Regions from separate parts of the Homo sapiens genome. Here region 1 is linked to region 2. Evidence: chromatin contacts called from ENCODE Hi-C or POLR2A ChIA-PET data. All regions are on one chromosome and are shown on one strand. Each heading gives the region's core, a stretch centred on a gene start or an enhancer-like site at or near the end of the contact. The rest is flanking DNA. Distances are from core to core; before and after follow the strand shown.

Region 1 (6,806 bases), core at 3,481-5,980, 340 kb after region 2:
CAGTCCCTGGTGCCAAAAAGATTGGGGACCAATGACCTAAACCACAAATCAGGTAATAATTTTTCAAATGCACATATGAACCTAATAGCCAAAGTACAAACATAAGGAATGTTCAAAAGAAGAAAATAAAAATTCCAAGTTCAAGTAACAGAAATAAATGTATTTTTATTATGTTGTAGACAAAAATGTTCCTGCTAAGTTACAGTTCCCCTTTTTGAAAGTCTTAAAGGAACTGCCATGCCCACATTGTTTTTGAGGGTGTATCGAGCATCCTTGCCATAACTAACTCCATCTTAGAAAAAGACTCCATTTTATATTTCGTAGGGCACTTTGCCAACAAGGATAAGATGTTTTGTTTAAGGCATAAATAAAAAAATAAAGACTATGTTCAACCAGATAAGGACAGAAACAAGCATACTCTTCCACTGTTTTCAGCAGAGGACTCTGTGACTATAAAAGATTAGGCTTTCAGCAGCTCGAAACAGCCATCTTAACTGACACCATCTTACAGTCACTTGTGATAAGAACTTGACTTCTGCCACTGAAGGTTCTGCAACCTCAGACTCTTCCTTGCAAGACCAATGGACTGCCCAGCCCAGACCAGGGCTCCTTTTGTCTTCTTTGCTCCCCATAGGCCAGTTCGTTAACCTTTTCTCCTATTTCTTTTTCCTCTTGATATTAAATGTTACTTTGTTGTGGAATGTAATGTTTACATACTAAGTGTACTATTATGTATGTTTGCAATATTGACTGACTTGTGGAGTGGCTTGAGCCTGTGTGCCCACGGCACGCGGAGTGAACGGGAGGTACTTAAGGAGAACTGGCTCCTTGGGAACTCCATGTAGCTTGTGGCTTTTGTGATTGAAATAGCATTAATAAAAGCCTGACATTGTGGAAAGACACAAACATGCATGGGCCTGGTTACCTCTAACCTTGCACCCTCCTAAGAGAGGGGTTACTTAAACATAATTCTATATGATAAGCTGAGTCCCGATAGGACTGAGTACTTCTCGCATCTCTCAGGGATGGCTGGATCTTTTAAACCACGTTAACCTTTGGTATCCCTGCTCAATATCTATAGTCATCTCTGCTGTAATGAGTAGGTCCACAATTTTCCAGAAACTTTTTGAGTGCCAAAATGACACAGAAGTAAAAAAACTCCATACTTGGCCTATGTGACAGACAAGCCACAATCAATATACAATGAAGACTTTGTTTCATGCACAAAATTATTTAAAATATTGTATAAAATTACCACCAGCCTATGTATATAAGATGTATATGAAACATAAATGAACTTCATGTTTAGACTTGGGTCCCATCCTCAAGCTATCTCATTATGTATATGCAAATATTCCAACATCAAAAAAAAATTAGAAGTCCAAAATGCCTCTGGTCCCAGGCTTTTTCAGATAAGTGATATTTAACCCGTACAGACATTCTGGAAAATACTATGGGTGTTCCTCAAAAAATTAAAAATATCATTACTATATGATCCAGCAATCTCACTTCGAGTATACATTTAAAGGGATTGAAATCAGTATGTCAAAGAGATATCTGCACTCATGTCAGCACGATAGCCAAGATATGGAAGCAACCTAGTGTTCATCACCAAATGAACAGATGAATATGTGCTGTATATACATACATGCAATGGAATACTATGCAGCTTTAAAATAAAAGGAAATTCTGTCATTTGTGACATGGATAAAACTGGAGAATTTTATTCTAAGTGAAATAAGCCAGGCACAGAAAGACAAACACTGTATGATCTCACTTATCTGTGGAACCTAAAAAAGTCAATCTCATAGAAACAGTAGAAAGGTGGTTACCAGAGGCTGGGGAGTAGGGGTAGGAATGGAGAAAGGGAAGATGTGTATAAAGTTAGACTGGAGGAGCAGGTTCTAGTGATCTCCTGCACTGCCTGGTTAATAGTAACGTATTGTATATTTCAAAACTGCTGAATAAAATAGATTTTCATCATCCTCATTATAAAAAAAGATAAGTTGGTGAGGTGATGGAAATATTAATTGGTTTGATTGAATCTTTTTCAGTGTATACATAGATCAAAACATCACATTGTACCCCATAAATATATACTGTATTTATCAAGTAAAAATAAATGATCAGCTAAAAAATTAATTTATGGGCAAACAGAGGAATACACCCATATGGAATTGTATGCAGCAGCAAAAAATTAACACTAGCTAAGTGTATTAATATTAGAAACATACTACATTTAGAAATATAATATTTCTATAATCATACATAAGTAGTAAAGCTATGAAAAATAAGGGAATAATAAATACAAAGTTTTGGATAATCATTTTTTCTTGAGGGAGAGGGAGGAGACAGAAGATGGCATCAAGCAGCAACATAAAGACTTGAACTCTATTTTTATTATAATAAAACAGAGAAAATGCAAAAACCTTGCATTATAAAAGTCCTTTAGACCTCATCTTCTCCCTATGCTATATGCTGTGGTTGTCATATGCATTACCTCTCCAAACATTATAAACCGCACAGATCATGTTATAATTTTTACTTTAAATAGTCACACAAATTTTAACGGAAGTAATAAGAAAACCTCTAGCACCTCCATTCTGCTGTTGAGCCCATTCAGCAAATTTTTAATTTCAGATATTTTACTTTTCAGTTCCAGAATATGTATTTGGGTCTTTTTATATTTTCTATTTTTCTGTTTATGTTTATAAGAATGAATTGGAAAGAAACTCTGAACAATGAAATGTTATATTAGAATTGTGGAATGATGGGTGATTTCTGAATTTTAAAAAATTTACCTTTGTATTTTAAAATATTAGCATATTATTCATGATCTTATAAAAATAAATATTGAAAAGTTTGCATATATGCTTCTAGTCTAAGTATCTAAGCTTCTACATTTTCTTCAACAAAAATTAACTAATAAGTAATGTCACATTTTTTGATGCCTAAATTGCCATACAGTCAAAGGAACTTTAGTCATTTCCAAAGATCTTCTCCCAAAATATTTTTGAGAATCTCTGGTTGCTTACACTTATTCATTACTCCATATGTTTATCCTTCTTCATCTCTTTCTATGTATTAGAAATTTATCTGATTTAACAGTATGCCATTTTTTAAAATCTCTGTGTGTGTATAGATATGTTTGCTGATCTATTTATAAGTTGCAATCATCATTACTCTTCACTCCCAATGTTTACCTTGGATACTGTAAAAATAAGAAAATTCATACATATATATCCACAATATCAGTATTATACCCAAGAAAATTAACAATTCTAGAATTTTTTCTAATATTCAGTAAATATTTATTAAATTTTCCTAATTGTCCCAAGAATGTCTTTTATTTATGTTTATGTTTTATTTTTTGAGACAGGGTCTCACTCTGTTGCCCAGGCTGGGGTGCAGTGGTGCAATCATGGCTCACTGCAGCCTCGACCTCACTGGGCTCAGGTGATTTTCCTGCCTCAGCCCCCCATGCAGCTGGTACTACAGGCAGGTGTCACCATGCCTGGCTAATTTTTTGTGGGTGTTTTTTTGTGGGTTTTGTTTTTGTTTTGCTGTTTTGTTTTGTTTTTAGAGAAAGGGTTTCACCATGTTCCCCAGGCTGGTCTCAAACTCCTGGGCTAAAGCAATCCACCTCCCTCAGCCTCCCAAAGTCCTGGAATTACAGGTGTGAACCACCAAGCCTGGCTCCCAAGAGTCTTTTACAACTTTTTCGAATCTGTATTCAGTCAAATGTGTTGTATCTCTTTAAATCTAGAATAGTTCCTTCCATCTTTGGTGCGTTTTGGTTTTTTTTTTAATGACCAAAGCTATTTAAAGAATCTACACTGGTATGTCCCATTTCTGTACTTATCTTAAGGTATTGTTTAACATTTTCCCCTACTCACTAAATTCCCGTAAACTTGAAGTTAGTTCTACACTCAGCTTGATTAGATTTGGGTTACACTTCTTTCTTTTTCTTTTTTTTTTTTTTTTGAGACAGGGTCTTGCTCTGTCACCCAGGCTGGAGTGCAGTAGCACGATCATAGCTCACTGCAGTCTCGAACTCCTGGGCTCAATCGACCCTTCTGCCTCAACCTCCCAAGTCACTTGGACTACAGGCACATGCCACCACACCTGGCTAATTCTATGTGTGTAGAGACAGGGTCTTGCTATGTTGCCAGACTGGTCTCCAACTACTGGCCTCAACAACTCTCCCACCTTAGTCTCCTAAAGTGCTAGGATTACAGGCCTGAGCCACTGCACCCAGCCAGGTTAAACATTTTTGATGACGATAAGTCATAGATAATACTGTGTACTTCACATTGTATCACTACAGGAAGTACATGATGTTAAGTTATCCACAATTCATTATGCTAAATTCGAGCTCTTGGTTAAAGTGGCAACTACCACATCTGTCTATTGTAGAGTAACATTTCCCCTGCGCTGTTACTACGGCACCATGCAAATATCTTGCTTCCCAATAAACTTTTACCTAATGGTTTTTAGTGCCATTGCTAAATATTGACTGAATTAATCATTATTCATTACAAAGAGTTGCAAAAACAATAATTTGTAATTCTTTCATTACTTCTACATTCATAAACTGGTATTCTTTTGTTTTAAAATTTTCCTTTTTCTTCCTATGCCACATCTTTTCTTCTCTTTTTTGAAGATCACCAAGGAGTCACGAATTTTCCTTTATTCAGAATGTTGCAATAATCTATGTTCAAGTTATTCTGAAGTTGGGCAATAGGAGTCCCTGCAATCTGGCTGTTGACATAACCCCATTAGTCTTTGAAGACTTCCTTGCTGTATGTAACAAAAAACATTCCTGAAAATACTTTAGATTGTTTATACTTATTCACCAATCAGTAAGTTCTTGACTCTGAGTTCAACACAACCACAAAATGAGCTGCCGGAAAGTGAAAAGGACTCCTAGAAAGGAGAAAACAAGAGGGAAGCAACCATAAAATCTGTATATAAACTCTGCCCAAATCTTTGGCTAACCTCTAAAAGACACATGCACAAGGAAGTCTGTAAGCAGCCCAGCTAAGGATGAAAGAACTAAACCAAAATTTGTATTGCCAACTAAGAGACAGAGTTTGCAGCTTCAGTCATGTCTTAAGACATTTCAGAAACATAATAAAACATGTTTAACTTTATTTAGCCATTCTACAATGTATACATATTTCAAAACATCATTCTGTACACGATAAATATATGCAACTTTTATTTGCAAATTTAAATAGCCAGGCACAGTGGCTCAGGCCTGTAATCCCAACACTTTGGGAGGCTGAGGCGGGCAGATTATTTGAACTCAGGAGTACGAGACCAGCCTGGGCAACACAGCAAAACCCTGTCTCTACTAAAAACACAAAAAGCAGTCTGGTGCAGTGGCATGTACCTGTAGTCCCAGATAGTGGGGAGGCTGAGGCAGGAGAATCCCTTGAGCCAGGGAGGCAAATGTTGCAGTGGGCCAAGAAAATTTATTTTCCAGAAAGTTAGTTAGTGATACAACCTAAAAGTGTAAGTGTGGGTTTTTTGGTTACTTAATTTCATATATATATATATATATATATGTATACACACACACATTCCGGAATATATATATATATATATATATATATATATATATATATATATATATAAAATATTCTGGAAAAAAATGTGTGTATATATATATATATATATATATATATATATATATATATATATATACACATACATATTCTGGAAAATATTTTTTTTCCAGACGGAGTATTGCTCTTGTTGCCCAGGCTGGAGTGCAATGGTGCAATCTTGGCTCACCACAACCTCCACCTCCCAGGTTCAAGCAATTCTCCTGCCTCAGCCTCCCAGGTAGCTGGGATTACAGGCATGGGCCACCATGTCCAGCTAATTTTGTATTTTTAGTAGAGATGGGGTTTCTCCATGTTGGTCAGGCTGGTCTCGAACTCCCGACCTCAGTTGATCTGCCCACCTCGGCCTCCCAAAGTGCTGGGATTACAGGCTGGAAAATAAATTTTTAGAAACATTATGCTATTATAAGCCAACTCTTTTAAAAAATATATAGCCAAAAGGAGATTTTATTTCTTAAACACATGAATTTGAAGGCAGATAATAAACAAAAAAAGCCCATCAAGTATAATAAATCACAACAAACTGGACAACCAACTGGCAACGTGATACCAAGGTGAAAAAAATCATTTTATACATACCTGAATTACCTCATAAAGATGTATCTGAACACTCCCTAACAAGAAAGCACGTTTTTCTCTATTGTCATATTGTATGAGTTCCAATAAAATATTATTCCGCTTATCATCATAACGTCTGGGAACCTCAATATCAAAATATATAAGAAAAGAAGCATTAAATTTGAGCCTAAATATTTCTGAACACATACATCCAATATACTATTACTATATTATGCAAATATTATTATGCAAATACTATTGCATACTATATTATGCAAATAAATATTATTTGCATACCTAGTGATACGTTTTTGTATGTCATTAGCTTTATAACTTTCAACCTCACAGTCACATATATACTAATATCAACAAAATGAAGATCTTGCTTATATCTAACGGCAATTATCATCTTTTGGAAACACCCATTACCTACATTCTCTTTTTAACACTACACAAAAGTTCACCCTCAATACTCTATTGAAACTACACTATCAAAGATAATCAACTACCCAATACGAAATCCAAATAATCCAGATAATCCAAATACAGGTTATCCAAATATCCAACACTAAAAAATATCTAATATCCTTTTCAGTCTCTGTTCTTTAACTTTTTGAC
Region 2 (7,112 bases), core at 1,629-4,128:
GGCTGCCCAAAGTGCCGAGATGACAGGCGTGGGCCACTGTGCCTGGCCAGACAGAAGTTTTCAAGTAAAGAATAAATTTAGCTGAAGAGCAGTGTCAAATTATTTCTATCCCCACCCTCCTGAATTAAATCTTCGTAGTCTCTGATTCTCTTTGTCATATTCTTAACCATTTGGATTCTTTTCAGTGCGTCTGTGTTTGTTCCTTTTCCCCAGTATGACCCCTTTCTATTTTTTTTTTTTTTTTTTTTTTTGAGACAGAGTCTTGCTGTGTCGCCCAGGCTGGAGTGCAGTGGCACGTTCTTGGCTCACTGCAACCTCCGCCTCCCAGGTTCAAAAGATTCTCCCACCTCAGCCTCCTGAGTAGCTGGGATTACAGATGCCTGCCACCTTGCCCAGATAATTTTTGTATTTTTAGTAGAGATGGGGTTTCAACATGTTAGCCAGGCTGGTCTCAAACTTTTGACCTCAAGTGATCTGCCCGCCTCGGCTTCCCAAAGTGCTGGGATTACAGGCGTGAGCCACCTTGTCCAGACCCTTTTCTCTATCTTTATGAAAACATCTCTCCAGTAGATCTTCAGAGTAAAAAAAAAAAAAAAAAAAGGAAAAAAGAAAAGAAAAAAGAAAAAGAAAAGAAAACATCCAGCAAGGTCTCGGAGGAAAAATAGAAAATTAGAAGACTGGAGTGAGTCATGTTGATTTTCTGGTGTAAAATTTGTATCGAAACCTTACATAAATACTGAAGAATTCACAAGTTGTAAATATACAGCTTGGTGACTGATTTTGATATCCAGACAGTTTTTTTCCCACTTGCACACACTCCCCGCAAGAATGCATGCTGGTTTGTAAAGTCATTAATTTACTGGTGCATCAGTGGATGGCTCTGTGTCTTCTGGCTTTATCTTGGCCCAGAAAGACAGGAATTAACGTTGAGCCTAGTAGTCTTTGGCCTTTGTGCCAAAGCAGTCTGTGGGCCAGCCTTGTGTAGTGATCAAGCAGTATGTTTAGATGTCAGGCATGACACGGGTTAAAAAGCCAGCTAGGGGAAAAATGGGAAGTGGCATTTTGCGATCTCATCAAACAATCTTGATATAAACTTAGAGAACAACCTCTTGGCAAATGGAGAGCAGCTGTAGGTTTCTGACTGAATGTGCAAGAAGAACGTGAATGAAAGAGATATACTAGGTGGGAGCAGTCAGGGTAGACTTCCTGGAGGAAGTGGACAGTGTTGTGTGGATTCACACTTTGGAGATATCAAAGAGGAAGAGTATTCCAAGTGGGGGTAACAAATAACAAGGGAGGCAAAAAAGAAAAGTATGAGGGAACAACAGGATGTTGTCAGGAAACTAAGGCTGAGCTGAAATCCAGGTGACCCAGAGAAGCCTTGAGAAGGCTTGTGGCATCTTGTGGAGCAAGTGGGGAACTTGCTCTGTTTGAGAGAATATGCCTGGAATATATGGGATATCATTTAAATTTTCTAAAGGTTATCTACAAGATAATTTCAGAGAATATTCGCTCCCACCTCAGCGTAGGAAACAATGAAACCCTGAAACATTTATTTATTTATTTTCCTTGCTTTTCTTTTTTCTTTCTTTTTTTTTTCTTGAGATGGAGTCTTACTCTGTCACTCAGGCTGGAGTGCAGTGGCGTAATCTTGGCTCACTGCAACCTCCGCCTCCTGGGTTCAAGCAATTCTCCTGCCTCAGCCTCCCGAGTAGCTGGGACAATAGGCATGTGCCGCTATGCCTGGCTAATTTTTTGTATTTTTAGTAGAGACGGGGTTTCATCATGTTGGCCAGACTGGTCTTGAACTCCTGGCCTCAAGTAATCTGCCCGCTTTGGGCTTCAAAAGTGCTAGGATTACAGGTGTGAGCCACTGCACCCAGTCTTTTCCTTACTTTTTATTTTATTTATTTATTTATTTATTTTTTAATTGATCATTCTTGGGTGTTTCTCACAGAGGAGGATTTGGCAGGGTCACAGGACAATAGTGGAGGGAAGGTCAGCAGATAAACAAGTGAACAAAGGTCTCTGGTTTTCCTAGGCAGAGGACCCTGCGGCCTTCCGCAGTGTTTGTGTCCCTGGGTACTTGAGATTAGGGAGTGGTGATGACTCTTAAGGAGCATGCTGCCTTCAAGCATCTGTTTAACAAAGCACATCTTGCACCGCCCTTAATCCATTCAACCCTGAGTGGATACAGCACATGTTTCAGAGAGCACAGGGTTGGGGGTAAGGTCACAGATCTACAGGATCCCAAGGCAGAAGAATTTTTCTTAGTATAGAACAAAATGAAAAGTCTCCCATGTCTACCTCTCTCTACACAGACACGGCAACCATCCAATTTCTCAATCTTTTCCCCACCTTTCCCCCCTTTCTGTTCCACAAAACCGCCATTGTCATCATGGCCCGTTCTCAATGAGCTGCTGGGTACACCTCCCAGACGGGGTGGTGGCCGGGCAGAGGGGCTCCTCACCTCCCAGTAGGGGCGGCCGGGCAGAGGCGCCCCTCATCTCCCAGACGGGGCGGCTGGCCGGGCGGGGGGCTGACCCCCCACCTCCCTCCCGGACGGGGCGGCTTCCTTACTTTTTAAAAATACGTTTGTCTTCAACTATTGGATATCTTCATCTAATTTCTAGTGTTTTTTTTGGTTGTTGTTGGCTTATTTGATTTTTACTTTTTGGTTAATAACAAACCTTTTAAGGAGTTACATAGACTCTTATCAGTTTACTTTTCTAATTTGTTTTCTCCTGAATTCTCAGTTACCTTGGATTGATTGTGCTTTGGGTTCATCTTGCTTTTTCTTAGTGGCTACTTTCAGTTTCCTTCCTCTTCAGTTTGGCAATTTTTTCCCTTTTCAAGCAAGGAGCTCCTCCCTGTTGAGGCGTCACGGGTGGCGGGCAATCCTTACCCGGATCCTCCCACAGCTTGCTCTCTGGAAGCTCACACTGCACCGTAATTATGAAACTTTTGATATTGTCCCTGATGGCTTCTGATGCAAGCTGGGACAGCATTTGTCTGTTGATAAGTGAAACCAAGTTCCTGAGATCTGGCTCTCTTTTGCCCTTCTATCCAATACCAGCAAGGCCCTAGTTTCAGAGCATTTTGGGGACTTATGATCCCTTCTAGTTACCTCTGCATCTGTGCCCCTTTTCCCCTCAAATTAGTTCATAGAGATTTTTGAAGCACCCATGTTACTCAAATAGGCCCATTTTTAGCATGTGGGAGGTAAGGCCTAGATGTGAATCCCTCATAAGCCAGGCAGATCAAACTGTGTGTATGCATGCAGATTTGGCCCAGGAACACTCTTCTCCTTCAGGGCCCATTGTCTACAAGGACAGAAAAGAATTCTTAAGGCCATTCACTATCTCACATTTTCTGTTATTTTTCTGTCTTTTCCTTTTCCCCCTACCCACAGAGAAACATTAGAATCATTGCCCTTTAGAAGAGCAGAACTATGATGCCTCCTGTCAGGGATGGAACGAGGCATTCCATGCAGATGACAACCCAAAGAGAGCAAGAGTGGCTCTATTTATATCAGACAAAATCGACTTTAAGTCAAAAACTGTCACAAGAGACATTAAAGTATATTATATAATGAAAAAAGCATCAATCCACCATGAAGATATAACAATTATAAATATATGCACTCAATATCAGAGCACCTAAATATATGAAACAAACAATGACAGAACTGAAGGGAGAAATAGCCAGCCATACAAAAATAGTAGGAGACTTCAACACTGTACTTTAAATAATGGATAGAACATTCAGACAGAAGATTAATAAGGAAACAGGGGACTTAAACAACATTATAGACCAAATGGACCGAACAGAAATACACAGAACGTTCCACCCTACAGCAGTAGAACACACATTATCCTCAAATGCACATGGAACTTTCTCCAAGGTAGATCACAAGTTGGGTCACAAAACAAGTCTTTGCAAATTTAAGAGACTGAAATCATACCATGTATCTTTTCTGACCATGATGGAATGAAACTAAAAATCAATGGCAGAAGGAAAAATAGAAAGTTCACAAATATGTGGAAATTAAACAACACACTCTTGAACAACAATTAGGCCATAAAAATAAAAAAAGAAATTAGGAAATATCTTGAGATAAATGAAAAGAAAAGCACAACATACCCAAACTTACAGGATAAAAGCAGTACTAAGCAAAGAAGTACTAAGAGGTACTTTATTGCAATACACATCTGCAGTGAAAAAGAAGAAAGATCTCAAGTAAATAGTCTAACTTCGTGCCTCAAGGAGAGGAGAAGAAGATGAAGAAGAAGAGGAACTAAGCCTAAAATTAGTGAAGGAAATAACAAAGATTAGAGTAGGAACCAAGAAAATACAGAATAGAAAAGCAATAGAAAAAAAATCAACAAATTTTTTGAAAAGAATAACAAAAGAATTGGTTTTTTGAAAAGATAAACAAAATCAACAAATCCCTAGTTAGGCTAAGTAAGAAAGAGAGAAGACTCAAATAAACAATATCAGAAATAAAAGAGGAGACATTACAACTGATGCCACAGAAATAAAAACATGAGGCTATAATGAACAATTCTATTCCAACAAACTGGATAATCTAGAAGAAATGAATAAATTCACAAAACCTTCCAATCTACGATGACTGAATCATGAAGAAATACAAAGTCTGAACAGACTTATAACTAATGTGGAGGTTTAGTCAATAATCAAAAATGTTCCCCAAACGAAGAAGTCCAGGACCAGATGGCTTCACAGGTGAATTCTTCCAAACATCTCAAGAAGAATTAATGCCAGTTCTTCTTAAACTATTTTTAAAAATTGAAGAAGAGGGCACACTTCCAAATTTATTTTATGTGGCCAACATTATCCCGATACCAAAGCCAAACAAAGACACCACAAGAAATGAAAACTGCAGGTCAATATCTCTGATGAATATACATATAAAAACTCATAACAAAATACTAGCAAATCAAATTCAACAGTACATTTAAATGATCGTACATCCTGACTGAGTGGCATTTATCCCTAGGATACAAGTATGGATCAACATACAAAAATAAATCAGTGCGAAATGGCCTATTAACAGGGCAAAGATATAAAGATAACATGATCATCTCAATAGATGCAGAGAAAGCATTTGACAAAATTCAATACCCTTTCGTGATTAAACAATTTTTCAACAAACTGGAAATAGAGTCTCAACATCATCAAGACCATATATAAGAAAATTTTCACTGTTGAGTATTATATTAGATGTGAGCTTTTCATATATGGGATTCATAATATGTTTCAAATATATTACAAAGCTATAGTAATTGAAACAGCATGGGAATAGCATAAAGACAAACACATAGGCCATCAGAAGAGAAGAGAGAGCTCAGAAATAAATCCATGCATATACAGTGCCTTAGTCCATTCAGCCTGCTAAAACAAAATACCATAGACTGGTGGCTTATAAAACACAGAAATTTATTTTTCACAGTTCTGGAGGCTAGGAAATTCAAGATCAAGTAGCTAGCAGATTTGCTATCTAGTGAGGGCCTGCTTCTTGGTTCATAAATGGCCATCTTCTCCATGTGTCCTCATGGAATTAGGGTGATGGAGCGCTCTGGGATTTCTTTTATAAGGCACTAGTCCCATTCATAAGTGCTCTACCTTCATGACCTAATCACCTCCCAAAGGTCCCATCTCCAAATACCAACACATAGGGGATTAGGTTTCAACATATGAATTTTAGGGGAAACAAACATCAGTCTATTGCATATACTACCTAAAGCAATCTACAAATTTGGTGTGATCTCTATTAACATCCCAATGGATTTTTTTTTTACAGAAAAAAACCTCTGAAGTATAAAAAGGACCACAAATAGCTAAATCAGTTTTGAGGAAGAACAAAGCTAGAAGCACCATACTTCCTGATTTCTAAATATATTATACTCCCATGGTCATAGCAGCACTATTTACAGTAGCCAAGATGTGCAAACAACCTAAATATCTAGGATGGGGAAAGAAAATGTGGTAGTCACATAAAATGGAATATTATTTGCCTTATAAAGGAGGGAAATTCTATAATATAAGACAACATGGATGAATCTTGAAGACATTATGCTAAGTGAAATAAGCCAGTCACCAAAAGACAAATACTGTATGATTCTACTTACATGTGGTATCTAAAGTAGTCAAATTTATAGAATCAAAGAGTGGAATGGTGGTTGCCAGGGGCTGGGGAGGGGGGAAATGAGTTGCCTGTCAACAAGCATAAAGTTTTAGTTAAGCAAGATGAGTAAGTTCTAGAGATCTGCTGTACAACATTGTACCTATAGTCAACAATACTGTATTGTACACTTAAACATTTGCTAAGAGGGTAGATCTCACTTAAATGTTCTTACTACAATAAAATATAATTGATAAAGCAATAGAAAAGGATTCCTATACATAGGATTCCTATACATAAAAAGGTCAATACCTAATTTCCATTTAATTAAAAGCAATGAATAGTCAATTTACACACAAGACAATTTCTGTTATTGAGGCAGCTATAGGATATAGAAGAGATTTCCCAACTCACTTTGCAAGGTGCACATAGCCTTGAATCCACAAGCATAATGTAAATAATTTACTTTTAAGAAACTCAGACAGAAAAATCCTATAATCATCTCAAAAGATCCTGACATTTCTTTTTGATAATTTAATGCCCCTTTCTGATTTTTGTCAAATACTAGGAAGCTAATAGGTAAGGAAAAGTCCCTAACTTGATAAAAATACCTACCAGATGCCCAAATCAAAAATCATATGAATTAGGAAGTTCTGGAGTGCTTCTCATTAAACTCAGGAACGTGTAATATCGTTATTAATGTATTGTTCCACCCTGTTTTGGAGGGCCTGGCCAATTTAACAAGTTAGGTGATTTGATAAGTTAGTTTAATACGCATAACAGCATGGCTGTCCCGAGGCATACAGGAGGCGATGGGCTGAGTCCTGACTGCAGCTCCCCCAAGGACCTGCCACGCATGGATTATACACAAAGTCTGTTCAAGTCTGTTGAGGGAGTGAAGGGTCGGGGGGCAGCAATCCCCTGTTTGGCCTGCCAGGTAAAGCCTTTGTAATTGCTAATGGCTGGG

The links. Hi-C counts contacts between places; a loop is a spot of excess contacts on that map. ChIA-PET counts read pairs that join two places held with the same protein, here RNA polymerase II (POLR2A). Pooled maps may share reads with other maps.
Region 1: a map with no recorded cell type shows a loop between it and region 2 (4-fold over the local background). The contact joins two enhancer-like sites. A Hi-C loop is called at or near these places in 6 of 37 single-sample maps with no recorded cell type and 3 of 50 pooled maps. POLR2A ChIA-PET finds 5 or more read pairs at or near these places in 1 of 52 experiments (activated naive CD8-positive, alpha-beta T cell).

What each region holds. Positions count from the first base shown.
Region 1 is chr2:201,575,886-201,582,691 of GRCh38, forward strand. It overlaps CATSPERT (catsper channel auxiliary subunit tau), which reads right to left. Exons shown (of 16, transcript NM_001168221.2): 5 at 6,210-6,332. Among named protein-coding and RNA genes, the nearest start is that of CATSPERT, 40 kb to the right of the region's middle. Within about 2 kb of position 4,731, at least 2 of the 41 ENCODE cell types and tissues checked have a DNase peak (open chromatin) inside an H3K27ac peak, as active enhancers do.
Region 2 is chr2:201,236,858-201,243,969 of GRCh38, forward strand. It overlaps a transcript of CASP8 not described here. Among named protein-coding and RNA genes, the nearest start is that of CASP8, 20 kb to the right of the region's middle. Within about 2 kb of position 2,879, at least 11 of the 41 ENCODE cell types and tissues checked have a DNase peak (open chromatin) inside an H3K27ac peak, as active enhancers do.